Linked DNA regions of Mus musculus: region 2 is linked to region 1. A link is a loop called in an ENCODE intact Hi-C map of the cell type or tissue named here. Cell type or tissue: heart. All regions are shown on one strand. Links, peaks and the distances in the headings refer to the core of each region. The heading gives the core; the rest is flanking DNA.

Region 1 (5,350 bases), core at 1-5,000:
ACTGTTGGTGAAGACCAGTCAGGGCCTGACAGGCCCAGAGGCAGCCTGCTCACTGCAGGACTGAGCTCCACCAGGGAGGTCTGCTGGGCAGGAGTCGGGAGAGAGCCCAGCGAGACCCCAGCAGCCTCCCGTTTCTCGTCTCACCCCACAGAGGTCCCATCTGCACCTGTCTAACATCATAATCCACCTAAGATTTTGGAACAAAGAGCCATGGCTTTAAAAAAAAAAAAAGAAAGGAAGGAAGGAAATGTGTTGTAGATGCAGAAACTGACTCAGTACAATTGCGGGGGCAAAGTGTGGCTTCCAGGAGCCCAGGGAAAATGTCAGGTCCAGGCCCTGCGTTTCTTACAGCCCGGCTGTTGTATTCTGGTGCCTGTTTTTCCTCGTGTAAGTGGAGCTGGTTCTACTCACATTGAGAGGGCTGAAGGAAATGGCAGGTGGCTTGCTGCCCAAGACCACATTGCTCCCTACAACTTGTTGGTCTCTCTTGTAGATCACACACAGTGTCATGCCTCACACTGTAACAGCAAGCTACCAATCACATTAAAAAAAAAAAAAAAAAAGCAATCCAGGCAGTGGTGGCGCACGCCTTTAATCCCAGCACTCGGGAGGCAGAGGCAGGCGGATTTCTGAGTTCGAGGCCAGCCTGGTCTACAGAGAGTTCCAGGACAGCCAGGGCTACACAGAGAGACCTTGTCTCGAAAAAAACAAAAACAAAACAAAACAGACTGAGCTATTGGGTTTCTCTGTGTAGCCCTGGCTGTCCTGGAACTCAGGCTGTAGACTAAGCTGGCCTCGAACTCAGAGATCCACCGACCATTGCCTCTCGAGTGCTGGGATCACAGGCATGTGCCACCCCTGCCCCGCAGTGACTGAGCTGATTTGTAAAGCCACTCTCACATCAGGAATGACAGCTGCAAGGTCGGAGTGTGAGAAGTGACAAGCTGACTGTGGCATTGCACACTGGATCCAAAGAGAAGGTTGTAAAAGAGCTGGGTTGGTCCTGTCAGCCCCGTCAAAGTCCCCAATTCTTCAGAAGGTGGCTTAACACACGGGACCTGGGGGTGCTGTTGAGGGAGCAGGGGAGCCAAGTCCTGAGCTCACCGCACTCGGATGACGCAAAGACCATAGCTCCTTCCAGAACATCCCAAGGCCCTGCCCTACTGTGAAGTTAGGGTCAGTCTTACCTCTCTGGGTTTGGGTTTGGTTTTGGTTTTTTCTTCAAGACAGGATTTCTCCATGTAGCCCTGACTCTCCTGGACCAGGCTGTCCTTGAACTCAAGAGATCCACCTGCCTCTACCTCTTGAGTGCTAGGACTAAAGGCATGCGCTACCACACCTAGCCTGAAGTACCTTTCTGTCTTGAAGGTAGCCCCCCCTGCATCCCAGTTTTGTAGGTTCCCTTGAGGCCACACACGTCACCTGACACTTGCAGAGTGCTTCACGCTTCACAGGGCTGTGCTCTCGCAGTGGCAGCTCCTGTCACCCTCCCAGCAGGCCTACAGGCTTCATGAGAGCCAAAGGTGTGCCCTTTGGGGCACAGCCTGCATTGCCCTGAGCTCTGTGTGGTCCAAGAGATGGAAACACAGGGGTTTATGCCTGAGGAAGCAGCAGTCCTGTGAGCTGAAAAACCTCCCTCACTGCAGACTGCCAAGGTGCTCTGTCAGTACCACAGGTCTGACTCAGGCGACCCTGACAAGACATTCAGTCATTGGGGAGTGGGAGGGGGGACAGCACAGGTGGATCCAGAAATAGGGGGAAGGCTGCAAGCAAATGAGAACATGTGCACTGTCCCTAGAGATGGACTGGAAGGCCAGCCTTCTCTTAGGGACTAACATTGTTCCCAGACCACAGTACCCTGGGTCCTAAAGTGGGGTCGGGAGAGGCGGTGCTGCTGGAGCAACATCTGAGCTAAAGAAAGCATGGGGACACTGTTATGTCACCTGCTGACAACAGGAAGCTGCTCTCCTCTTAACCCGCTCTGCTAGTGTGATGTGCACATCTCCGCCTCAGGTCCCTGTGCCACATTTTCTTTGCCACCTGGTGCCATTTAACAAGAGAAATGGCATCACATTCTCCAGCGAGGGCCTGGGAGCCTTCCAGGCGCTGGGGAGCTTCAGGCTGTCGCTGCTGCCAGCTCCCTGCCAAGCTTGGCAGGGACCGTGGAACTAGAGGCACCTCTCTGGGGTTTGGGCTGGCCTGCTGCTGATGCACAGCAGAGCTGAGTGACACTTAAATGGCAGGCAGGTGCCCTCAGACCTTACCAAAGACATCGGGGAGCAGTTGCTCCTGGCAGTATGTCTGACTAAGGACTTGACACTAGTGTACCCAGGACTGGGGCCTGCTGCTGAAGTGGAGTTGTTGGGTGACTCCGACCCAACTGACCCTAGAAGCTACCAGGTGCCTGCTACCTGTGTTAGGACTAAGATTCTCCCGAGAGAGCTTGATTTACATCACAGGTTCCCCGGGCTAGGCTACCTGCTATGAGCAGTTCTTAGACCCCTACAGGAAGCCCAGCTCTCTGCAGGAGGATGCAGAGACCCAAGAGTTCTGGCAGCTGTCCAGTGGGACTTCTTGTCCCTGCCTTAGTGATGGCTAGCCATTCCTATAGAGACAAGGGATCTGCAGGATGGCATATCCAGTAAGCTCCACCTGGCTGGGTGCGGTAGCCAGCAGATGTGAGAGGGACTAGTTTTTCAGGCCAGCCTGGGCTACAGCATAGAACCAGTTCATAAGACGGGGAAGGCTGATGGGACGGTTTGTAGGCTAGAAGCATTTGCTGTGTGAGTCTGTCTTCCACATAAAGGTAGGAAATAATGCATTGAAACTTGTCCTCTAGCCTCACATCATTCAATATGAATACATTTTGCAAGGGGTGGGGCCGTAGCTCAGTTGGTAAATGCCTGCCGTGTGTGTGTGTGTGTGTGTGTGTGTGTGTGTGTGTGTGTGTGTGTGTGTGTGTGTGTGTGTGTGAGTGAGAGAGAGGTTCAGGGTCATCGACAATGTAGTTCATTTGAGGCCAGTCAGGGCTGCATGAGACCCTATCTGATGTGTGTGTGTGTGTGTGTGTGTGTGTGAGAGAGAGAGAGAGAGAGAGAGAGAGGTTCAGGGTCATTGACGATGTAGTTCATTTGAGGCCAGTCAGGGCTGTATGAGACCCTATCTGATACAAACCAGGGCTGTCAAGGCAGGATGGCTCAGCTGGTAAGAGTGTTTGCTGCCAGGCCTGACGCCCTGAATTTCATTTCCAGAACTCACTCCTGCAAATTGTCCTTTGACCTCCCTGTGCGTGCACATGCCCACCACCCCACCAATGCCATTTATAAAAATACAATTCAGAGCAAAACACTTAACAGCCCGCATACACACACTTCAGCAGAGGCCGGAGCTGCGTAGTGAAGAGAGAGAGGACCGGGTCTGAGGGGCTGGCTCACCAGCAGGCTCCCGCGTGCTTGTGAGTACGGAGGTCAGCTTCAGTGTCTTCCTCTGCTGCCTTATTTTTGAGTCAGCCTCTCTCACAGAACTCGAAGTAATTATCCGAGATAGCATCACACCCCTGTCTTCTTCTTGTCCCTGCCTTAGTGATGGTGGTCACACCCCTTGTACCCTCCTTGAGTTTTCCTCCACAGCCCTTCTTACCCTCCACCTACTAGAATGGTTCCTTGCTGGAATTTGGCGCTATGGGCTGCCTGATGCTGCTTGCTGCTCCAGGACTTACTGGGTGTCTGGTGCATAGTTGGTACTTTCCAGATGGTGAAGTAGCCATCCATGGGGTCTCCAGAAGGCCCAGGGCCCAACCCCAGGTCATTCTGCAAGCTGGGGAAGCTCCCACTCCTCCTCCACAGCCTCACTGCGGGTACACAGCTGCCTATTGGGGCCCCTGGGTGGGACTTGACGCTGCAGCCAAGAGGCTGAAGGTCTGTGGTCTCTTGTCTAGTACTGAAGGCCCTGTGTCCCCACACCAAGGCCAGGCTTACAGAATGACAGAACTGGAACCCAGTGCACAGTGGGTGTGTAGGGAGAGGGGGCTGGGCGTGAGTAGGCCAGGCTGTGGAGAGTGAATGGGACATTGCTTCCTGGAAGGGCATGGCCTGCCATTGACTGGCCTGGGCTCAAAAGAGAAGAGACAGGGGCCTCCCTGACCACTGTTGTGCCCGGGGCTCCTGCTGCAGACTCTGTCCCGATCCCCCACCATTCCCATCCCTCTTCAGTGAACGGAAAGCCTGACATTGTCCTTCCCTCTGTCTCCACTGACGGGGACTTTCCAACATCATCCCCATTTCTCAGAACTAGATACAAGACGGGGAGGGCAAGGGAGCGTCTACTCTGAGAACTGGACACTGATAAACAGGGTGGGGCTGGAAGGATGCACGTGAAGATCCTGGGCACTGGGAAGGCCCCAGGGCAGTCCGTGTTATGACTCATGTCTCAAATGAACAAAAAGCCATCGAGTGTGTCCCCGGGGCTGTGCAGGGAGCACGGGCACTGGGGGACTGCCACCACTTCAAATCCAGAAACTCTGGTGTTGATGGGCTCTTAATGAGCGGCAGGTATTAAAGCTAAAACCGGCCTTGCCGCTTGAGAACACCCCAGGCAGGTCTCAGCAGTTTCATATGCGGATCTGGGAGGCTGGGCCTCTCTGTCCCCAGGGACTGCCTCCCCCACCCCCACCACACTGGGCTTGTCCCACAGACACAGAGTAGCCTTACTTCCCTGACCCTGTCTCTGAAGCATGAAGGACATGTAACAGGCTCTGCAGTCAGGTGGGTGCAGACCCCCATCAAGGCCTTTGTTCCTGCTGGTGCATCCTGTAAGAGCTCTCTGCCCCTGAAAGCCTGTGTCTTCCTCAGAAACTGGGTAGGTTTTCAGGGCAAGAATTCCAAACCCTACCCCCACCCCGAAATGAATTACCCTTGGGGAAGGAAAAGCCTGGTGTCAGGGACTTTAATCCCAACACTGAGACACGGGAGAGGCAGGTGGATCTCTGAGAGGCCTCGAATCTGGGCCTAGAATGCCCTTAGCTCTAGCACTTGGTGGAAAGGTCGGGAGTTCAAGAAGATCACCCTTGGCTAAATTGTGAGTTCAAAGCCAGCGCTTAGCAAATGAAAAGGTGGAGACCAGCAAGACAAAAATTTGATTAGGAAGCGGTTTCAGCGACAAAGTCCCTTTTTTTTTTTTTTTCTTTAATTTTTCAAGACAGGGTTTCTCTGTATAGCCCTGGCTGTCCTGGAACTCACTTTGTAAACCAGGCTGGCCTCGAACTCAGAAATCCACCTGCCTCTGCCTCCCGAGTGCTGGGATTAAGAGGTGTGCACCACCATGCCCGGCGTTTTTTTAAATTTTTATTTTT
Region 2 (5,368 bases), core at 118-5,117, 49 kb after region 1:
ATTGTAAACCGTCACCTACAGACTCAGGGGTTTTAGCACGGGGTCTGCACTTGGTGGCACTCCCCACCTGGGCAGACTGTGTTGCCTTTATAAGGTGGGCCTAGGTGACAGATGGGAGCTATTGGGGCGGGCCTTTGAGGACTACCGCACACCTCCAGATCCAGGCTGACTCCGCATTCTCTCTGTGGCTGAAAGCTGCCTTTGGCCACGAAGGACTATACTCTGCAAACCGAGAACCAAAGCAAACATCTCCTCTTATTTGTGTCAAAGAGGTGCCAGAGGAGACGAGAAGTGGCCTTTGTGCTCAGAAAGGTGCAAAGGTGCGGACGGGATGCAGGCTCAGCAAGTTACTAGCTATGTGGCTCCCTGCCTCTCCTACCGACTGGAACTTGGCTTGTGGTTACTGTTAGGATTAGCTGCTAGGAGTGCTGGTCACTGGACAGAAGTCAGGTGTGTGGTGCAATCCTTCCCAAAGCCCTGTCACTAGCACGGCCACATTCTGTTGGTAAAGGGCTAAATTTCCAAATATTTGAAGGGAGACAATGAAAACAACACAAAACCCAAGTGGCTCTTGGTTTCCTTACCCTCCTCCTACATACTTCACAGAAGGGAAACAGAGCGAGACAATGCTAGTCACACACTGGTTGGATCAGCAGGGAGATAGTTTATACCGTGAGGTCAGGGGACAGACAAGGTGCCCCTGGCACAGGCCCAAGGCCCCATTGTAGCTGTCCTGAGCTTTCACAGAGTTGCAGCCTTCTGACCTCAGGGCCTCCATGGCCTCTTGTCCTCACCAGCTGAGGGGGCCTCGTAACCAGCTGCGTCCTTATGATAAGCAGGAGGCGCTCCTAGTGCCTGAGGTCACTCTGTATTAGTGTGGGCTATCTGCTTTCCCCACAAAACTCTAAGCTTTCTCCTTCAGAGAGGACAGAGCACAGTACGAGAGCCACGCTGGGGTCAGCCCTGTCCCTTCAGAGGCCCCTAGGTCCTGGGGGGAGGGAATGGTCAGCGAGTGTAGACACGGGCTGATGGAAACCGTTCTAGTTGGAACTCTAAAACTGAGCAGCTTAGTCTCGTGGTCGGAGATCGGGCATGGAGTCTGTTCTCAGGGCGCCATGAGGGGGCAAAACCCAAGAACAAAAGCAGTGCTGCAGGACAGAGCTGAGGAGCAGGACAAAGCTGAAGGTGGGGATTTCCTGGCAAAGCCGCAAGCTCACCTCAGGCTGCTCCCCTCTGGCTAAAGCTCAAAGCAGCAGGTAGCTCTGGACTTCACCTACTGCTCATGGGTACAGCAGCAGCAATCGTCTCTTCAATCGTTTGTCCTTACCCTGTCCCTCTTACCCAAGGGCCAAACACCTCTGACCTTTGACAAACTCTCCTCTGACCTTTGACTGACATCCCTCTCGGGCAGGGTCTGTTTGTTTTTCTGAGACATCATGTGCCGTTGGTTGACCTGAAACACTCTGTAGACCAGGCTGGTCTCAAACTCGGAGTCGTACCCGCCTCTGCCTCCCCAGTGCTGGGATTAAAGGATGTGCCACGATGTCTAGTTACACAGTTCCCGTCTTGACTACACTGCCCCACCCGTCCTCTGCATGAGAGGTCCCTTTCATGGGCTCCCTTGAAGGCCCAGGGCCCATCAGTTGGGCCGCAGACTCCACAGGTCCAACGTCTACCAGGTATTTCTCCTCCATGTCTCACGGCAACTGTCCAGCACAGGGCAGCACAGCCTGGCTTGGCAAATGGCCTTTCCTCCCGTTTCTCTCAGTTCTGTCAACAAACCAAACTCCTGAGCAGGAAACCAAGAGCCATCATAATCCGCACTTTTAATTTTAAACACTTATTATTTTATGTGTCTGCGTGTACCATGGACGTGTGTAAGTCCAAGCACGTCGTGGGGGACTTAGTTGGCTCCTGCCACTGAGTCACTGGGGTTGATTCAGGTCATTATGCTCGGTGGCAAGGGCCTTACTGACTGAGCCACCTTGCTAGTCCTATCTCTTCTTCTTCCTTTTTTTTTTTGAGACAAGGTCTCATGTAGCCCAGGTTGGCCCAGGACGATCCTGCACTCCTGAGCCTTCCTGGTGCTGGGATTGTAGTATGTGTATCCGGCCATGCTTAAGTGTGGAGAGACAGTACTGTGAATAATGTTCATCTTAGAAAAGGGGTTTTTGCCGTGCGGTGGTGGCACATTCTTTAATCCCAGTACTTTGGAAGCAGAGACAGGCGGATTTCTGAGTTCGAGGACAGCCTGGTCTACAAAGTGAGTTCTAGGACAGCCATGGCTATACAGAGAAACCCTGTCTCAAACAAAACAAAACAAAACAAAACAAAACAAAACAAAAAAAAAGGGGGGGGGCTTGTTCTGTTTTGTTTTGTTCTTTGTGACAGGGTTTCTCTGTGTAATCCTGGCTGTCCTGGAACTCACTCTGTAGACCAGACTGGCCTCGAACTCAGAAATCTACCCACCTGTCTCTGAGAGCTGGGATTAAAGGCATGTGCATCTACACCCAAGTCCATCTTCGAAATAGTTAAGCTCAAGGCTGGAGAGATAGCCCAGTGGTTAAGAACACTTGCTGCTCTTCCAGAGGACCCAGGTTCAATTCTCAGCACCCACATGGCTGCTCACAACCACAGGCACCTCCAGTTCCAGGGGATCTGGCGCCCTCTTCTGGCCTCCACTAGGCATTGCCCCCACACGTGGTACACATCTATACACATAAAATCAATACATTTTTTTAAAAAAAGGAAGGAAGTGAGGGAGGAAGGGAGGGTAAAATACAGCTATAGAGAGTGTAGGTTGGTGGCTGGTTTAAAGCCATGTAAGCTGGCTTCAGTCAAGGTGGAGCGCTTGCAAAACAACCCAAGGAAGAGGCGCTCGGAACCAACCGTGCAGCACGCCTGGCCGCCCTCCCTTCTCACCTGTGATGTGCAGCTGGTGCAGCCTGTGGTAGGCCAGTGCCGCATCCCTTGCGCTGCTCTTAGCCTCATCCTCAAAGCCAGCTGCAGTGGCGGGAGTAGCCCGCCAGCGCTGGAAGACCTTCTTGAGTAACCAGCGTACCAGGCGCAGCTTCTGCAGGCTGTAGCGGATCACATTCCAGGAGAGGCTGCAGGCCAAGTCCAGGCGGGAGGTGGGCAGCGCCCGGCCCAGCACGGATAAGCAGGTTTGTAGGTTGGCAGCAGCAGCTGCGAAATCACCCTATAAGGCAGCAAGTGGGAATAATGGTCACTGGCCTTACCTCTGCCTTTTGGGTTTAACACACATCTACCTTACCACGTTGTTATCAGAATAAAGCATGCCTGTTAGCAGAATAAAACATAATTTCCATTGAAGAACATCTGAGAAATGCTGGAGCGCTACAAAAACATGAAAAGCGGCCACCTGTAACCTCATCCCACAATCACTGTGGAGTCTGAGGAATTCCTTGGCCTTTTTATTAAATTAAGTTGTACTGTGTTCTGTCTTTCAGCAAGTCCTAGAGTTTCCCAGAGCAGCTTCTTGTTTGTTTTTTGAGACAGGGTTTCTCTGGGCAGATGAGGCTGGCTTTGAAGTCAGAGTGCTCCGGGTGCTGGGATTTGAGGTGAGCGCCCCCATCGCCCTGGTGTTGAGCAGCTTTTATAAATAAGTACTGGTTTTTAGATAAAGAGCGTGCTTAGGTTCGGGAAGTTTGCTGTGCCCGACACCTCAGGGTTGCTTAGTCACAGCTCTGGGATTGTAGCCTGTGATTCAGTGGCCCATGGAGGCCCAAGAACCACAGCTTTAAGGCAAACTCACAGCTAAATTGCTGAACTCCCTCAATTTGGGATCTCTGCCAAGCTGAGGGTCTAATGGGGTGTACGGCACCCTGCTGACATTGATAACTGAGAGAGGTTATCAATGGCAACCAAAGGATGGCAGGCATCCTTTCCTGGCTGTTTTCCAGGCTGTCTTTGCCTCCTCAATCAGTCCAACTCTTTTCCCAGCAAGAATGCGGCTTCCCTTAGCACCGGCTCTACCCAGCCCTGTGAGTGCTGCCTCTTGGCCACTGCTCACTACTCAAGGCATCAGAGCATTTCCAGGCAACAGCCTAGAAAGAGTCCTCTGTACCATCCAGCTTCTTCCACCTTTGAGTTAACATCATTGCTAATTAATTTATATCTCAAAATATTTATTCAATTCTACCTTCTTGTTTCTCTCTTATTCTACCCATTCTAAGAGCCTCCTAGCTTGTTTCTGTATCTTTCACTGTCTCCTTTCGCTAACCTATTCTTCCCAAGGCCACCAGGATGAGTTTCAAACACCCTTAAATCTGCCTCTAGGATATTCCTATGAACTGCTGTCCTGCACTGCGCTTGTACTTTAGGACCCCAGGGCTTCGGGTGGGCACTGACCAGGGGTGGGAGGACTCAGGTGTGGCAGCCTGCAGAGGGAGAGTAAGCTCTGGGTTTGCTATGCTCAGGGATGATCTGAGTCACATGATTCCACAGTGTACATGGGTAGCCTCTTCAATGTCATCAGGTGACACAGAACCCACCCCATAATCTCTCCTTACAGTGATTCCAAATAAAAACTTTCAACTAATTTTCTTGTTCTAAAATCTTCCCTGATTCCCCAGAGAACTAGAAATAACCTAATGCAGAGGGCTGGAGAGATAGCTCAGAAGGTAAGAACACTCGATGCTCTTCTGGAGGGATCAAAGTTCGGTTCCCAGCATCCATGCCAAGAGGCTCATCACCAGCTGTAACTCCAGCTCCAGGGAATCTGACGCCCTCTTCTGGCCTCCAAGGGCACCTGCACTCATGTGCATATACCTTCACACAGACAGACAGACAGACAGACAGACAGACAGACAGACAGACAGAAATAAAAAAATAAACCTAATTATAAGTTAAAACTCTGTGCACGCAGCAACTAGCTACAGTGCCAGCCTTCACTGGCTTCTTCCTTCGACACAGACACATAGCCTCAAATGGTCTACTTGTCTGTAGTCTGTCTACCTGACCGTAGTCTGACTGTGAATGTCCCCACAGGCTCATGGATTCCAACATGTGGTCCCCAGCCATGGCACTGCCGCAGCTGGCTGTGGAACCTCGGGGCCCAAGGCCTGGCTGACATAAATGGATTGCAAGCAGCAGGTCTTGTGAGTGATCTCTCCCTGTCGCTCTGGTGCCTCCTGGTCTGCCAAGACATGAGATACCACGCCACAAGCTCCTGTCCCACGGCCACCAGCCTTTCCCGCGTGGGGCTGAAACTATGAACTCAAATAATATCCCTTAAATTGCTTCTGCTGGGTATTTGGTTACAGTAAGGAGACAAGTGGCTGATACAGTTCTCAGGACACTTTCGCCTGAAAGGCCCTGCCACGTCTGCCTGCCCATCCTCTTGTCC

The links. Peaks named below come from ENCODE experiments on the same cell type or tissue, not always from the same donor. Only the 100,000 strongest peaks of a DNase experiment are listed, where the experiment ranks them.
Region 2: a loop joins it to region 1, with 2.3 times the contacts of the local background. A loop is called at or near these places in 4 of 42 quality-filtered maps.

The regions. Positions count from the first base shown.
Region 1 is chr15:82,228,974-82,234,323 of GRCm38, reverse strand. Cenpm (centromere protein M) reads left to right here. Exons shown (of 6, transcript NM_025639.4): 6 at 1-562. Among named protein-coding and RNA genes, the nearest start is that of Tnfrsf13c, 7.3 kb to the right of the region's middle. In heart, for the core only: no CTCF peak of the experiment used is centred there; a DNase peak (open chromatin) is centred at 2,213; H3K27ac peaks cover 2,289 bases; H3K27me3 peaks cover 1,131 bases.
Region 2 is chr15:82,179,812-82,185,179 of GRCm38, reverse strand. It overlaps Srebf2 (sterol regulatory element binding factor 2), which reads right to left. Exons shown (of 19, transcript NM_033218.1): 10 at 2,923-3,199. Among named protein-coding and RNA genes, the nearest start is that of Mir33, 16 kb to the left of the region's middle. In heart, for the core only: a CTCF peak has its summit at 2,681 (motif pointing left); no DNase peak of the experiment used is centred there; H3K4me3 peaks cover 849 bases; H3K27ac peaks cover 2,372 bases; H3K27me3 peaks cover 1,223 bases.